3 separate regions of the Homo sapiens genome follow, and regions 1 and 2 are each linked to region 3. Evidence: chromatin contacts called from ENCODE Hi-C or POLR2A ChIA-PET data. All regions are on one chromosome and are shown on one strand. The core of a region is the stretch at or near the end of the contact, and the rest is flanking DNA. Distances in the headings are between cores, read along the strand shown.

Region 1 (4,419 bases), core at 225-2,724, 1.0 Mb before region 3:
GGCACGGGATCAGAGGGGGATGCAAGGGGAGGGGACGCCATTCTGGCCGCCAAGGGGGAAACGCGGTGAAGGGAACGCCCCGACTTTCGAGTCCCTAGGACTGAGTCCCCAGGACTCCAACCCAGCAGAGAGGCGCCGGGGCCTTAGCTCTGAGGGCTGTGGTCTAGAAAGGGAAGCAGCAGGCCTGGGGCTGGGGCGCGCGCCGACCCCGCAGTGAGACCAAGGGAAGAAGGGACAGGACCCCGCGAAGGGCCTACCGCCCCAGAGCGTAAACAGCGGTCCGCTCCGCGGAATAGCTGAAGACCTCGCTGGCCTGCGGCTCAGTGGCCTCCCCGGCGATTCGAGAACAGCTCTGGGGGTCCTCGCTAAGTGTATGCCATTCCCAATCCCTTATGTACGCCAGCGGCCGCTTGCCCTCCCCGGCCAGCGCTGTCCCTTCCGCGTCCTCCAGTCTTCACACGACGCAGGGGTCCCCAAGGCAGCGGTCTCCCCAAGCTTCCCGTTTCAGCCCCATCCTCGAGAATGGGCTCCTTTCCTGCTCCCTCTCCGCTCCTGCTGGCGAGTGGAGACCGGCACCTAGGTCCAGACGCGGCTGCGCTGCCTCTCCTAGCCATCGAGACAGGATGTGACTCCCTCCCCTGGCCACTGACCCCCTCCCTCCCCAGGCGGCCTGCATCCTTGCTCTCCTCCCTCCTAGCCTACCCAGCTCGGGGTTCTGTCCCCGCCCAGAGACCTGAGGCTCGGGGCTGCAGATGGAATGCACGGCAGGGAGGCGGGACCCTTTGTTTGTGTGTGCGTGTTGTTGGCCTCCATCCCCACTCCCCAGACTCCACTTCTCCAGGCCTCTCTCCCGCCTTTTCATCCCGCATCCGCAGGACACCCAATCACCGGGCAACAGGTATGATCAGGCGCCTCCGGGCTTTCCTCCGAATTAGTCGGTGTTTGGCTCGGAGTGCGTAACTCTGTCTCCCCTGCACTCAGCCTCCGGTCCCGCCCTCTCCTGTGCCCCCGCCTGGCTGCGCTCACCGTGGCATCCTGCCCGGCGTAGTGGCTGATGACCCGGGAGCCCCCTGGATGCCGGCGGGTGAACTCGCTGATGTTGTACACCTTACGGTCGATCACTAGCCACCGCTCCTCGCACCCTGAGCGCTGGGCCACCTCGTCCCAGGTGAAGTAGCGCGGGGTAGGTCCCTGAGCCGCGGTCTCGGCGGCCACCGGGTCGGGGGCCATAGCTGGCCTGGCGACGCCGCGCGCCGGGCCAGCAGGGGCTGTCAGGCGCGTGCTCGGGGTCCGCGGGCTCCAGGAGTGGATTTGCTGGCGCGCGCCCAGAGCCAGCCGCCTGCGCGCCGGGTTTTCAGCACCGCAGGGCAGACCGGCGGGCCTCGCAGCGCGCGTTCCCATTGGCCGAGCCTCGTGGCGCGGGGAGCGAGATCCCGTCCCCCGGTGGGTCTTGGGCAACTCACAGCTGGGCTGCCAACACGCGCCCCCTCGCGGGCTCCCTAAAGGCGTCGCCGCCGGATTCGACTTCCTGACGTCAGGCGGGCATCGCGGCGTTGGCTCCCAGGGGGCGCCGCGGTAGGAACAGCGGTTCTAGTGCAGGCCCTGGGTGCGGGGCCGCGCTGCAGGAGTGAATGGACTGAGGGGCCAGGGCTGCGGGGTGGCCGCAGGAAGGGTGGGCGGGGCCGGGGTTGAGGTTTTTCCGTGCACGAGGCTGCCCGGGCGGTCGCGGACATCATCTTTAGGCTGTGGATGCCTTGGCCGGGGTCTCCAGACGCTGACCCTCCAGGGTTGGAAACTACTGCCTGCTTGCCACGTCGTGCCGCCAATTGTGCTGCCCGAAGTAGCAGCCTGAGAGCCCTTGAAAGTTGCAGTTATCTTGTGAACAGCATATTTACGGTCTCTTGGGCTTGGTGGTGGTTGGGGGAGGGCTGTTAATGCTTTAATTTGTTCAATGAAACATTTAAAATGCCCCACAATTTTTATAACCCTGTTTGCCTCTTTTTGTTTTTATTTTTATTGTATTTTGGAAAAATTCACTGGGATCCTTGAGTGATGATCCTAGCGTCTCCTGACCCTTAGGTGTTTCACCTGAAAAGCCTGGGTCTTCAAGCTGAGGCATTTCTGTTCTAGCCTGGAGGCGCCTAGGAGCCCTGGGAGACTTTTTAAGCAGAGAGATTTGGCATTTAGATCTCTGGGTTTTAGAGGAGTGGGAACGCACCTAAAAGTGGGGTTGCCAGTTACAAAGCTGTTGCAGTCCTGAAGAGACCCAGAGTTTAGGTCCAAAATTTTATTTATTCAACAAACACTTTATAAAGCACTTACTGTGTGCCAGGCACTGTTCTTAGCGTTTTGCAAACCTTAACTCATTTAATTCTCCTAACAACCCTATGAGGTTGGAACAATTAACCTAATTTACAGTGAAGAAACTGAGCCCGGGGGAGGTTATTTTGTCACACAGCTTGTAAGTGGAGGGCTGAGATTTGACCCTGGCCTGTGCTCTGAACTCTCAGGCTCTGCCATATTTCTCATTACACTGGTATTTGGGCACTTCAAAGGGAAAGGAAACATAACTGTCCCAAGCACTGAGCTAGATTCTGAGCACGTAGGAGTCAGGAGAGGGTGATACAGAATAGACTAGGTGAAATATGGCTAGATTTCTGGTAGAAAAGGATTAATTCATTCCATCCAAATTCTTCATTTTATAGATAAGAAAATTGAGGTTCGAAATGGGGAAGGGGCTTACCAAGTTCCCATAGGGAAGTTTAGATGTCCTGACTTCCAGGTAAGATGCCAGGCTATTGGACCCTGCTCAGGAATGATGGTCCACACAGCTGCACCTCTGTACAGCCAATATTCCTTTTTTAAAAACCTTGCCCAACAACTTGGCAGTGTCTAATGCGAGCTACAAAACATTTTCTATTCTTTGATCAAGCAGTTTCACTCTTGGTAAAGTAGGGGAGACTGTGCAAAGATGCAGAAATAGCCAATTTAATAGCAAAAACTGGAAATAAACCCGAGTCCTGACAATAAGAAAATCGCCAAGCTTATTGGGATCTGTTAACACAATGAAGAATTAAAGAATGATTTTAAATGGCTAGAATGTGAACTATATTGATAGATATAGAATCCTTCCCCGTGAAATAAGCAGAACCCAAAGTAGTATGGGTTCGCTGATTACAACTATATAAGAAATTCATGGGTATTAAATAACAGAAGAGAGGTCCTTTACATAAACCATTTTTCCTATGTGACTGTGCAGTGGGATAAAAGCTCTCATACTGCTGGTAGAAGTGTAAGTTGATTAAACTGGAAAAAATAGTTTGACAACTTATATAGAAATTTAAGATTTTTTTTTTTTTTGAGATGGAGTCTCGCTCTGTCGCCCAGGCTGGAGTGCAGTGGCCTGATCTCAGCTTGCTGCAAGCTCCACCTCCCAGGTTCATGGCATTCTCCTGCCTTAGCCTCCCAAGTAGCTGGGACTACAGGTGCCCGCCACCACGCCCAGCTAATTTTGTTTTTGTATTTTTAGTAGAGTTGGGGTTTCACCATGTTAGCCAGGATGGCTTTGATCTCCTGACCTCGTGATCTGCCCGCCTCGGCCTCCCAAAGTGCTGGGATTACAGGCGTGAGCCACCGCACCCGGCCAGAATTTAGGAATGTTTTGAATACTGAAGAGATGAAAAAAAATAGAAAAATAAAAATGTTCCCAATAATTCCATGTTTAGGAATATAGCCTAAGGAAATGTTCTTAGAAAAATATTTATAGGTCAGGCGGGGTGCCTCACGCCTATAATCCTAGCACTTTGGGAGGTCGAGGCAGGCGGATTGCCTGAGCTCAGGAGTTCAAGACCAGCCTGAACAAAAGAAATCGGCTGGGCGTGGCGGCGTGCGCCTGTAGTCCCAGCTACTCGGGAGGCTGAGGCAGGAGAATTGCTTGAATCCGGGAGGCAGAGGTTGCAGTGAGCCGAGATTGTGCCACTGCACTCCAGCCTGGGCAACAAAGCAAGATTCTATATCCACACACAAAAAAAGAAAACTATTTATAAACAAAAAATATTCATTAAAGCAGTATCTATGATAGCGGGAAATGGAAACACTCTAAATGCCCATCAGTGAAATATTTTGCAGACATTGAAAATAATGTCATCTTTCCTTTAATACAGAATCAAGGAAAAATGTTTTATGTAAATCTTTTATTTTATTATACTTTAAGTTTTAAGGTACATATGCACAACATGGAGGTTTGTTACATATGTATACATGTGCCATGTTGGTGTGCTGCACCCATTAACTCGTCATTTAGCATTAGGTATATCTCCTAATGCTATCCCTCCCCCCTCCCCCGAATCAAGGAAAATTAAATAATATGATGTAAGTTTGGCTACAGAGATAACTGTTCTATAAAAAGACTAGGTTGGG
Region 2 (4,169 bases), core at 670-3,169, 1.0 Mb before region 3:
GCCTGGTGCTGCCGTGAAACAGAGGCTGATTTTAGCCCGGAAATGTAGCTGCAGATCAATGGCCCTTATTAGCATTTTCTGAGGCCAATAATCTGACCACTATGAAAACGTGACTAAAGGTACGAACTCTCTGCCTGAGAAAAACCACATACAAGAAAAAGTTTGCCTACAATTTCCGGAGCTTTGTGGACCAGTGTCTATAGACACCAAGCTGAGAACCCCCGCTATAAGTCACTGACTGGTGGTACCCAGATCTCAATATCTTTTTTTTTTGACGGAGTCTCATTTTTTGGACGGCGTCTCACTCTGTCGCCCGGGCTGGAGGGCAGTGGCACGATCTCGGCTCACTGCAACCTCTGCCTCCCGGGTTCTAGAGATTCTCATACCTCAGCCTCTCGAGTAGCTGGGACTATAGGATTACAGGTGCGCACCACCACATCTAATTTTTGTATTTTTAGTAGAGATGGGGTTTTGCCATGCTGGCCAGGATGGTCTTGAATTCCTGACCTCAGGTGATCTGCCTGCCTCGGCCTCCCAAAGTACTGAGATTACAGGTGTGAGTTGCCGCGCCCAGGCTCAATTTTTTTTTTTTTCCAGACAGTCTTGCTCTATCGCCCAGGCTGGAGTGCCTGGAGTGCAGTGGTGCCAACTCGGCTCACTGCAAGCTCCGCCTTCTGGGTTCAAGTGATTATCCTGCCTCAGCCTCCCGAGCAGCTGGGATTACAGGCGTGAACCACCATGCCCGGCTAATTTTTTGTATTTTTAGGAGAGACAGGGTTTCACCTTGCTGGCCAGGCTGGTCTTGAACTTCTGACCTCCTGATCCGCTCGCCTCAGCCTCCCAAAGTGCTGGGATTACAGGAGTGAACCACCGCGCCTGGCCCTCAATTTCTAATTCAGTATTTTCCTCACTACCTATGCTATTATGGAATCTTGTGAGCTATGGTCAAGACATTCAAGTTCTGGTTCTGAGTAATCTGAGTCTGAGTAAAGCGACTGTAATATCTATTTCACAGAACTGAAAAATAAGAAAGATGATGAATCAAAGCATCTAGTGCCTAGCAGGGAGTATTTTGCTCAACAGGTATTTGCTTCCTTCCTAAGGCTGTAGGGAAGATGATGAGATAATGTCTTTTATGAAAGAGGGCTGTAAACGTAAAGATCTGTACAAATGTTAACTTCATTGTCACCGGTCAGCCAATGCTTCTAAAATCCAGAACATAACAACTCTAGAGAAGTAAACTGCCCCCATTGTTCTGAGACACTGGAATTCAATTCAGTAAACAATCACGGCCCCCTTCCCCCAAAATGATAAAGACAATCACTGCCATTTATTGAGCTTCCAATTACGGGCCCTCTGTTTGGCACTGAGAATACAAAGATGAATAGACATCATCCCAGAGCTAGATGCGCGTCAGACGGTGGTCACTAGGAGGCGTGGCCGAAAACAAAGAAGTCCATGGAACGTGGCCAGAGATCTGTACAGAGGCTGTGGGCGCTCCTAGGAAAGTCTGGCCAAGTGCCTGAGAGTTGGAAGTGCTTCACCAATAAACATTTGCCCAGGGCATTGTAGGATGGGCACGGGTTCGGCAGAAGAACTTTCCAAATAAAGATAACACACCACCGATAACAGAGATATACAAACTGGAAGGTATTCAAAATTCGCCCCACGCCTCTCGCCCTTAGAAATCGCGAGCTGAGAAACCTAAGGAGTTCATGGCAAGGGGCTTCCCCCTTCCCCACCCTTCAGCCCAAGCCGGAGGTTCCAGGAGCGTCTAGCCCTCTGGATCTCCGGCGTCTGAGGAGATAAGCGCGGTGTGGGTCAGACCCCGAGGGGTCCTCGCATCTCCGTCTGGAACTCCCCTCAACGCTCTCACCATTTTGCCCCGCGAAGGCTAATCCGCCGCTCCGCCACCGGAAGAACACGTCGGCAGGAGCAGGCGCCTAGCACAACCGGAAAAGGAAGTGCCTCCGGCGCAAGTGGCATTGAGGGACTTGTAGTCCTGCGATTTCGGGTGTAGAGGGAGCAGGGGCCTGCGGGGACCTGGTGTGGGTGGAGTGGGGACAAGCGGTGGAGAAGGGTACGCCAGGGTCGCTGAGAGACTCTGTTCTCCCTGGAGGGACTGGTTGCCATGAGAGCAGCCGTCTGAGGGGACGCAGCCTGCACTACGCGCCCCAAGAGGCTGTGCGTGGCGAGCAGGTCACGTGACGGGAGCGCGGGCTTTGGAAGGCGGCTGAACGTCAGGCCACCCGCCGCTAAGCTGAGAAGGGAGAGCGAGCTTAGGACCGCCTGCCCGGGGCAACCCCGAACCAAGCTTTAGCCGCCGAGGCCGCGTGTCCCAAAGGCCAGGTGAGACCCCATGGGAAGCGCCTCCGGGAGCGACGGGGTCCGCTTGGCGCTGGGGGCCGTGGGGAGCCGGGGTCTGGAGTGCGCGGGATTCGCAGTCAAGAGGTCCCGCCACTTTTCCCCCTGTGAGCCTTGGGCCAGTCGCGTAAGCTCCGAGCCTCTCTTTCCTCCATTGTAGAAAAGCGGTAATAAGTTCCACCTTATGGGGTCGTGTTGTATTTTTCCTAAGACCTTGGACGAGAAACATTTCTGACACTTGAGTTGTTTAGGCCCCTTTCCTGCCTACCTGTCTGTGGGACGCCGTGAGGGGATCAAGGGCTACATGGTCTGGTCCTCAGTCCACACTCCAGCAGCGCGGCCGGCTTGAGGCAAGAGCCGAAGGGTTGAACAGGCCTGGAGAGGGGACATTAGAGGTTTCTGTCTGTTGTCTCAGTTAACCCTGGCAGCAGCCCTGAGAGACAGGCATGGTAATCGTTCTTCTTCTGTAGACGAGAAAATAAACCTCAGTGGCTTGGTAATGTCACACGGATGGTAAATGCCGCGCCTAGATTCAAGGCCAGAGCTTTTGCCGCTGCAGTTCACAGGGGAATTATTCATATTAATCAAATGAATAATTCATTGTCAATTAATTATTAATTGATTAATAATCCAGGGATGGACCTGGAAGGACGCGTGAGAGGATGGCGAGAGGAGGGCACAGCTAAGGAAAAGTGGGAAAAGGCGGGCCTTATTCCAGCTTTCTGTTGAGATCCCAGAATGTAGGGTTAGGTTGGGAACCAGAACATGAAAGATCGTGATGCCATGCTGAAGTGTTTGGACTGAATTAGAAGGAAGAATTGAACAGTCATTGATGCTCTAGAAAGAACCCTGTGAAGAAAGAGTGGGAACAATGAAAAGGCCTGATGGAGTCTTTCGTTTCTTCTTTCTCTTTTCTTTTGTCTTCTTTTCTTTTCTTGACAGGGTCTTGCTCTGTTGCCCAGGCTGGAGTGTGGTGGCACAATCATAGCTCACTGTAGCCTGGAACTCCTGGGCTCATGTGATCCTCCCACCACGGCCTCCCAAAGTGCTGGGATTACTGCCCAGAGCCTCTGTGCCTGGCCCCAGTAGAATATTTCTTGGAGTATTGGACACATACCAACAGTGGGCACAAGATGAGTTTTTTATTTTTTTGAGACGGAGTCTCACTCTCTTGCTAGGCTGGAGTGCAGCGGCACAATCTCGGCTCACTGCATTCTCTGCCTCCTGGGTTCAAGCGATTCTCCTGCCTCAGCCTCCCGAGTAGCTGGGATTACAGGTGCACACCACCACACCCAGCTAATTTTTTTTTTTTTTGTATTTTTAGTAGAGACAGGGTTTCACCGTGTTGGCCAGGATGGCAAGATGATTTTAAATTGCACCCCCTAAAAATCCTTTTTAATAGTTATACATTTAATACATATTAAAATATAACTAATAGAACACAAATATTATTGCTTATGAGTTTTCCAGTTTAGTTTTTTAAAAAAAATTCTAAGTGAATGAAAGTACGGGTTTTAGTTGGAAGTAGCAAAAATCGTGAGGGTGATTTGGGAAACACTGCTATCTGGGAAACACTGAACTCTGAAGTGCAATACTCTTTTGAGCCCAGTGACTACAGCATGCCAGACCCCTAAATCAGGACCTGGGGAGGAGCCATGGAGTTAACATTTCAGACTGAGTGGTGGCGAGAAAACGCAAAGGGAAAGACTTGAAACTCTAGCAACATTATAATAAAAGTAGAAACTCTTATGTGCTGAGGCGATGATGAAGAGAGTTTAGAGAAGCTTGTGAGAAAGCCACATCAC
Region 3 (4,499 bases), core at 1,757-4,256:
AAGAGAGACTGTCTCAAAAACAAACAAACAAACAAACAAACAAACAAACACAAACTGCTTACTCGGGTCCCACTGGGATTGTTGAAAAAAACACTCCCGGCTGGGTACGGTGGCTCACGCTTGCAATCCCAGCACTTTGGAAGGCTGAGGCGGGCAGAGCACCTGAGGTCGGGAGTTTGAGACCAGCCTGACCAATATGGAGAAACCCCGTCTCCACTCAAAATACAAAATTAGCCAGGCATGGTGGCGCATGTCTGTAATCCCAGCTACTTGGGAGGCTGAGGCAGGAGAATCACTGGAACCCGGGAGGCGGAGGTTGCAGTGAGCTAAGATCGTGCCACTGCACTACAGCCTGGGCAACAAGAGCGAAATTCCCATCTCAAAAATAAATAAATAAATAAATAAATAAATAGCACTCCCAAATTTTTTTTAAGAGGAGCTGAGTGCAGTGGCTGACACCTGTAATCCCAGCACTTTGAGAAGATAAAGCAGACGGATCACTTGAGCCCAGAAGTTCGAGACCAGCCTGGGCAACATGGTAAAACCCCATCTCTACTAACAAAACAGAAATTAGCCAGATGTGGTGGCACATGCCTATAATCCCAGCTACTGAGGAGCCTGAGGCAGGAGGGTTGCTTGAGCCCAGGAGGTCAGATGTTGCAGTGAGATGAGATAGAACCATTGTACTCCAGCCTTGGTGACAGAGTGAGACCATGTTTCCAAAAAAGGAGAGAGAGAGGCCAGGTGTGGTGACTCATACCTGTAATCCCAGCACTTTGGGAGGCTGAGGAGGGCAGATCACCTCAGGTCAGGAGTTCAAAGCCAGCCTGACATGGTGAAACCCCATCTCTACTAAAAAAAAATACAAAAATTAGCCGGGCGTGGTGACGGGCACCTGTAATCCCAGCTACTCGAGAGGCTAAGGCAGGAGAATCGCTTGAACCCAGGAAGAGGAGGTTGCAGTGAGCCGAGATTGCACCATTGCACCCCAGTCTGGGCGACAAGGCAAAATTCCTTCTCAAAAAAAAAAAAAAAAAAAAAAGAGAGAGAGGAAGAGACTGGGCCTCGCTCAGCCTTCTAAGTAGCTGGGACTACAGGCACATGCCACCACGTCCAGCTTTTTTTTTTTTTTTTCCTGTAGAAACAGGGTCTTGCTTTGTTGCTCCTGCTGGTCTCTAACTCCTGGCCTCAAGTCATCCTCTGGCCTAGGCCTCCCAAAGTGCTGGAATTACAGGTATGAGCCACCACATCCAACCCTAAGTGATTTTGATACAAATTACTGATCTAGGGCCAGGTGTGGTGTCCAGACCAACCTGGGCAACATAGTGAGACACTGCCTGTACGAAAAAATTTTAAAATTAGCTGAGTGGTGCATCCATGTAGTCCCAGCTGCTCAGGAGGCTGAGGAAAGAGGATCCCTTGAGTCTAGGAGTTCAAGACTGCAAGTGAGCTATCATCACACCACTACACTCCAGCCTGTTGACAGAGTTGAAAAACAGATCTCAAAACAAAACAAAAACAACAAATTACTTATCTAGAAAATGTCCTTAATCTTACAGAGATAAAAACTAATATGTAACTAGATTAACTAATTTTCTCATGGTTACAGAGCAAACTTATGGTAGAAGTATATTGGAAAATTCAAGGTGCATGTTTCTCAGCTAAAGGCTCTTCCTAGAACTTGTTCCTTATTCACACCAATTATATTGCAGCCAAGTACTCTCTGAAGTACTCCCTCCAGAATAGCAATCCTGCCCTCCAAAGGATTCCTCACAAAAAAAAGTCTAAGTCCTTGCCCCTAGTTAGCCAGCCGACCTCTTCTCTGTTGCTTATAGCAGACCCTACAGGCCCCATCCAAGCCTATCAGTTCCATCAGGTACCCCCCAAAATTACTTCGGTTAACAGTGGTGGAGCACAGTCCTTCCTAGATTTGAGTAAGGCTCACTCCTCGCCTTTTCCACTCCAGGTCCTTACCTGACGGGTCTGCAGCGACTTGCAGGCAGACAGAAACTCCTGGGTCCGATCCCGGCAGGACATGGTGTCGGGAGGGGGAGGGACGAGGGTCACTGGGGGGGGCAGAGGGGCGATGTCGCTGCTGCTACTGCCAGCAGTTGCAGGGGACAGGACCTGTGTCTTTGAGAGACCCAGGTAGACACCCTGATCCGTGTTCTTAGACCCGTAGCGTTTCCGCGGGATCATTGAGACGCATAACCTCGGACTGTTGTGGAGGGGAGAGTGTCATTCCCCAGGCAACTTCTTTACCCAAACTCCCCCGCCCCACCCCAATCAACAAATCCCCGAGCCCCTTCTGCACTTCTCGTGGACTTTCGCGCCCAGGACGCTCGCAAATCCTGGGGCGGACCAGCAGCGGAAAGGGCCCCGCTTTTCCCCTGTCCCAAGTCGAACCCGCTTCAGACTCTTCTTCCAACTTGGCTCTGGCGGCCAGAGCGCGGGCCGGGGACCCTGAAGCAGAGACAGGGCCAGAGCCAACCCCGTGGTCCTGAGACTCCGGCCCGGCCCGTGTAACTGCCCCGGGCCCTAACCCAGCCCTTTCGTTTCCGCGGTTTCCTTCGGCCCCTCCGGGAGGGCCAGTGACGGACCTCCAAAGACTGACACACTTCGGTGGGCGGAGGGGGAAAACCTCTGGGTGTTTATTTGAAACAGGAAGTCCCACCCCCCGCCCAAGGTCCGCCTTCTGGAAGACTTCAACCACTCATTAGCTAAGGCCGACGTCTCTCTCAACAGAGGCTTTCCTGATTGGACGGCAAGGAATTCGCTCACCCGGAGCCGGGCCGGCAGGACTTGCCCGCTCGCCCCTGATTCCCTTCCCCCCGCCAGTCGTCGCCCCCGTAAAACCACTGCCCCAGAGCTGACACGGCGGCCAGATCCCCTCTTAAAGCGAATCTTACCTCCCCTCTGCCGCCTGCCGCCGCCGCCACTTCCAATCTCACCGGCCGTCACTGCCTCCTCCCCGAGCACTGAAGCCGCCGAAACCCGACCAAAGACTGGAAGCGGCCACGTCACCTACACGTAACCCCACCCCCAGTGACGAGGGGGCGGTCCCACGCGTTTCAAGCCCAGCGACCCGAAAGACACGCCCCACACCCAAACGCAAGAGCGATCCCGCCCTCCCATTGGCTAAGGCGCCACCGTGACCCCGCCCCAGAGTACTACAGCAGGCGCTCAGGGGGCTGGGCCCGCCTCCGGGAAGGAGCCTTAAAGAACCAGCTGCCCGGTGGTGTCCGCGCCCAGTCCCCCAGAGTGGTCGTGCAGGTATACGTTAGAAATTTTATTCTCTGGAGGTTGGGGCGGACTGAGAGCAGGTCTGGGGTCATCCCTTCTCCGGCTCCTCCTGGTTGCCTTCTCGGATCGGACTCTCCTGCTTCCGAATCTGGTCTGGTTGCCTCTTGCTTGGCCGCGAGGAGCCCCGACGACCGAACGTGGATAGTCGCCGCCACAGCACGGTAATCAGAAGGCTTTCGTTCGACTTGTGATTCGGATGGTCCGGGGAGTTCAAGTCGATATCTTCGGCGCCTGAGGGGACGACGAGGCCTCTGAGCTCACCCCTACCCTCGGGAAGCCCCCTCTCACACTCCCTGGGCCCTCTTTGTGTGTCTGTGGTCTCATCTTCCCTGCCGTCCTCAGACTCTTCCTCCTTGGACTGCTCATCAGACATCTCAAAGTCCTTGTCTTGGCAGCAGCCCATGGCCCCGCGTGGCCCTGGACTCCGTGCCACCCACGCCAGCCTGCCTGCCTCCAGGCCCGGCTTTTGTGACATCAGATATCCCGTCGCCCCAGCTCAGGCAGCCCCCACCCCAAGCTACCCCTCATTCCTTTCTCCCATCACAAAAGGCTCAGGGTCATGGTGGGTGTTCAGCAGTTTATTTACAAAGTGGGCACAGGGGCGTCAGGGGCTGGTGGACCCAGGCCGCTTCTTCTTTCTCCGTCTCGTTTGGAGAGCTCCTTGGGGCTGCTCCAAACCCGAGAGCTTCCGCTTGGCAGCTGCCTCCAAGGATGCCCAAAGTTCATCTGTCTCTGTGTCTTCTAGGGGCACCTTGTTGGGTTCTTGAGGCTCTTGGGGCTCATCCTGGTGAGTGGGAAGAAAGCTTAGGAGTCAGGGGGGCCGGGCACGGTGGCTCCCACCTGTAATCTCAGCACTTTGGGAGACCAAGGCAGGAGGATTGCTTGAGCCCAGGACTTAGCGACCAGACTGGGCAACATAAGGAGACCCCATCTCCACAAAAAGAAGTTTAAAAAAAAAAAAAAAAAAAAAAAAAAAGAAAAGTAGTCAGGGGCACAGGGACAAACCCACAGGGAAGGAGACCCTGGCTGAGAAAGAATCCCTCTGGGTACCACCACCTTTATTCCCTGCTCCTAGAAAGCAACCCCATCCATGCTGTTGGCAATAACCCTCTCAGGATTTTAACTGTTAATGCCTCTCAGAGAAATTAAGTGACCAGGCAGGTAAACAGATAGTCCCAAGTCTGCATTCCAGCTGC

Evidence for each region. Hi-C counts contacts between places; a loop is a spot of excess contacts on that map. ChIA-PET counts read pairs that join two places held with the same protein, here RNA polymerase II (POLR2A). Pooled maps may share reads with other maps.
Region 1: a pooled map shows a loop between it and region 3 (4-fold over the local background). The contact joins the promoter of FADS1 here to the promoter of STX5 in region 3. A Hi-C loop is called at or near these places in 1 of 37 single-sample maps with no recorded cell type and 8 of 50 pooled maps. POLR2A ChIA-PET finds 5 or more read pairs at or near these places in 3 of 52 experiments (PC-3, RWPE1 and activated B cell).
Region 2: a pooled map shows a loop between it and region 3 (5-fold over the local background). The contact joins the promoter of TMEM258 here to the promoter of STX5 in region 3. A Hi-C loop is called at or near these places in 6 of 50 pooled maps. POLR2A ChIA-PET finds 5 or more read pairs at or near these places in 2 of 52 experiments (RWPE1 and activated B cell).

What each region holds. Positions count from the first base shown.
Region 1 is chr11:61,815,529-61,819,947 of GRCh38, forward strand. FADS1 (fatty acid desaturase 1) reads right to left here and starts at 1,475. Exons shown (of 12, transcript NM_013402.7): 1 at 1,027-1,475. The coding sequence starts at 1,401. It overlaps LOC124902680 (a long non-coding RNA gene), which reads left to right and starts at 2,492. Exons shown (of 2, transcript XR_007062696.1): 1 at 2,492-4,419. It also overlaps a transcript of FADS2 not described here. RefSeq lists an enhancer at 1-676 and silencers at 1,197-1,396, 1,737-1,836.
Region 2 is chr11:61,790,680-61,794,848 of GRCh38, forward strand. TMEM258 (transmembrane protein 258) reads right to left here and starts at 1,920. Exons shown (of 4, transcript NM_014206.4): 1 at 1,877-1,920. The coding sequence starts at 1,879. FEN1 (flap structure-specific endonuclease 1) reads left to right here and starts at 2,232. Exons shown (of 2, transcript NM_004111.6): 1 at 2,232-2,349. It overlaps MIR611 (microRNA 611), which reads right to left and starts at 1,882; the gene lies at 1,816-1,882. RefSeq lists enhancers at 1,168-2,145, 1,938-2,232, 2,146-3,121.
Region 3 is chr11:62,829,045-62,833,543 of GRCh38, forward strand. STX5 (syntaxin 5) reads right to left here and starts at 3,007. Exons shown (of 11, transcript NM_003164.5): 1 at 2,910-3,007; 2 at 1,975-2,218. The coding sequence starts at 2,199. TEX54 (testis expressed 54) reads right to left here and starts at 3,797. Exons shown (of 1, transcript NM_001395459.1): 1 at 3,277-3,797. The coding sequence starts at 3,706. The coding sequence ends at 3,332. WDR74 (WD repeat domain 74) reads right to left here. Exons shown (of 11, transcript NM_001369450.1): 11 at 3,867-4,087. The coding sequence ends at 3,908. STX5-DT (STX5 divergent transcript) reads left to right here and starts at 3,190. Exons shown (of 2, transcript NR_135084.1): 1 at 3,190-3,273. RefSeq lists enhancers at 2,918-3,007, 3,378-3,447, 3,468-3,517.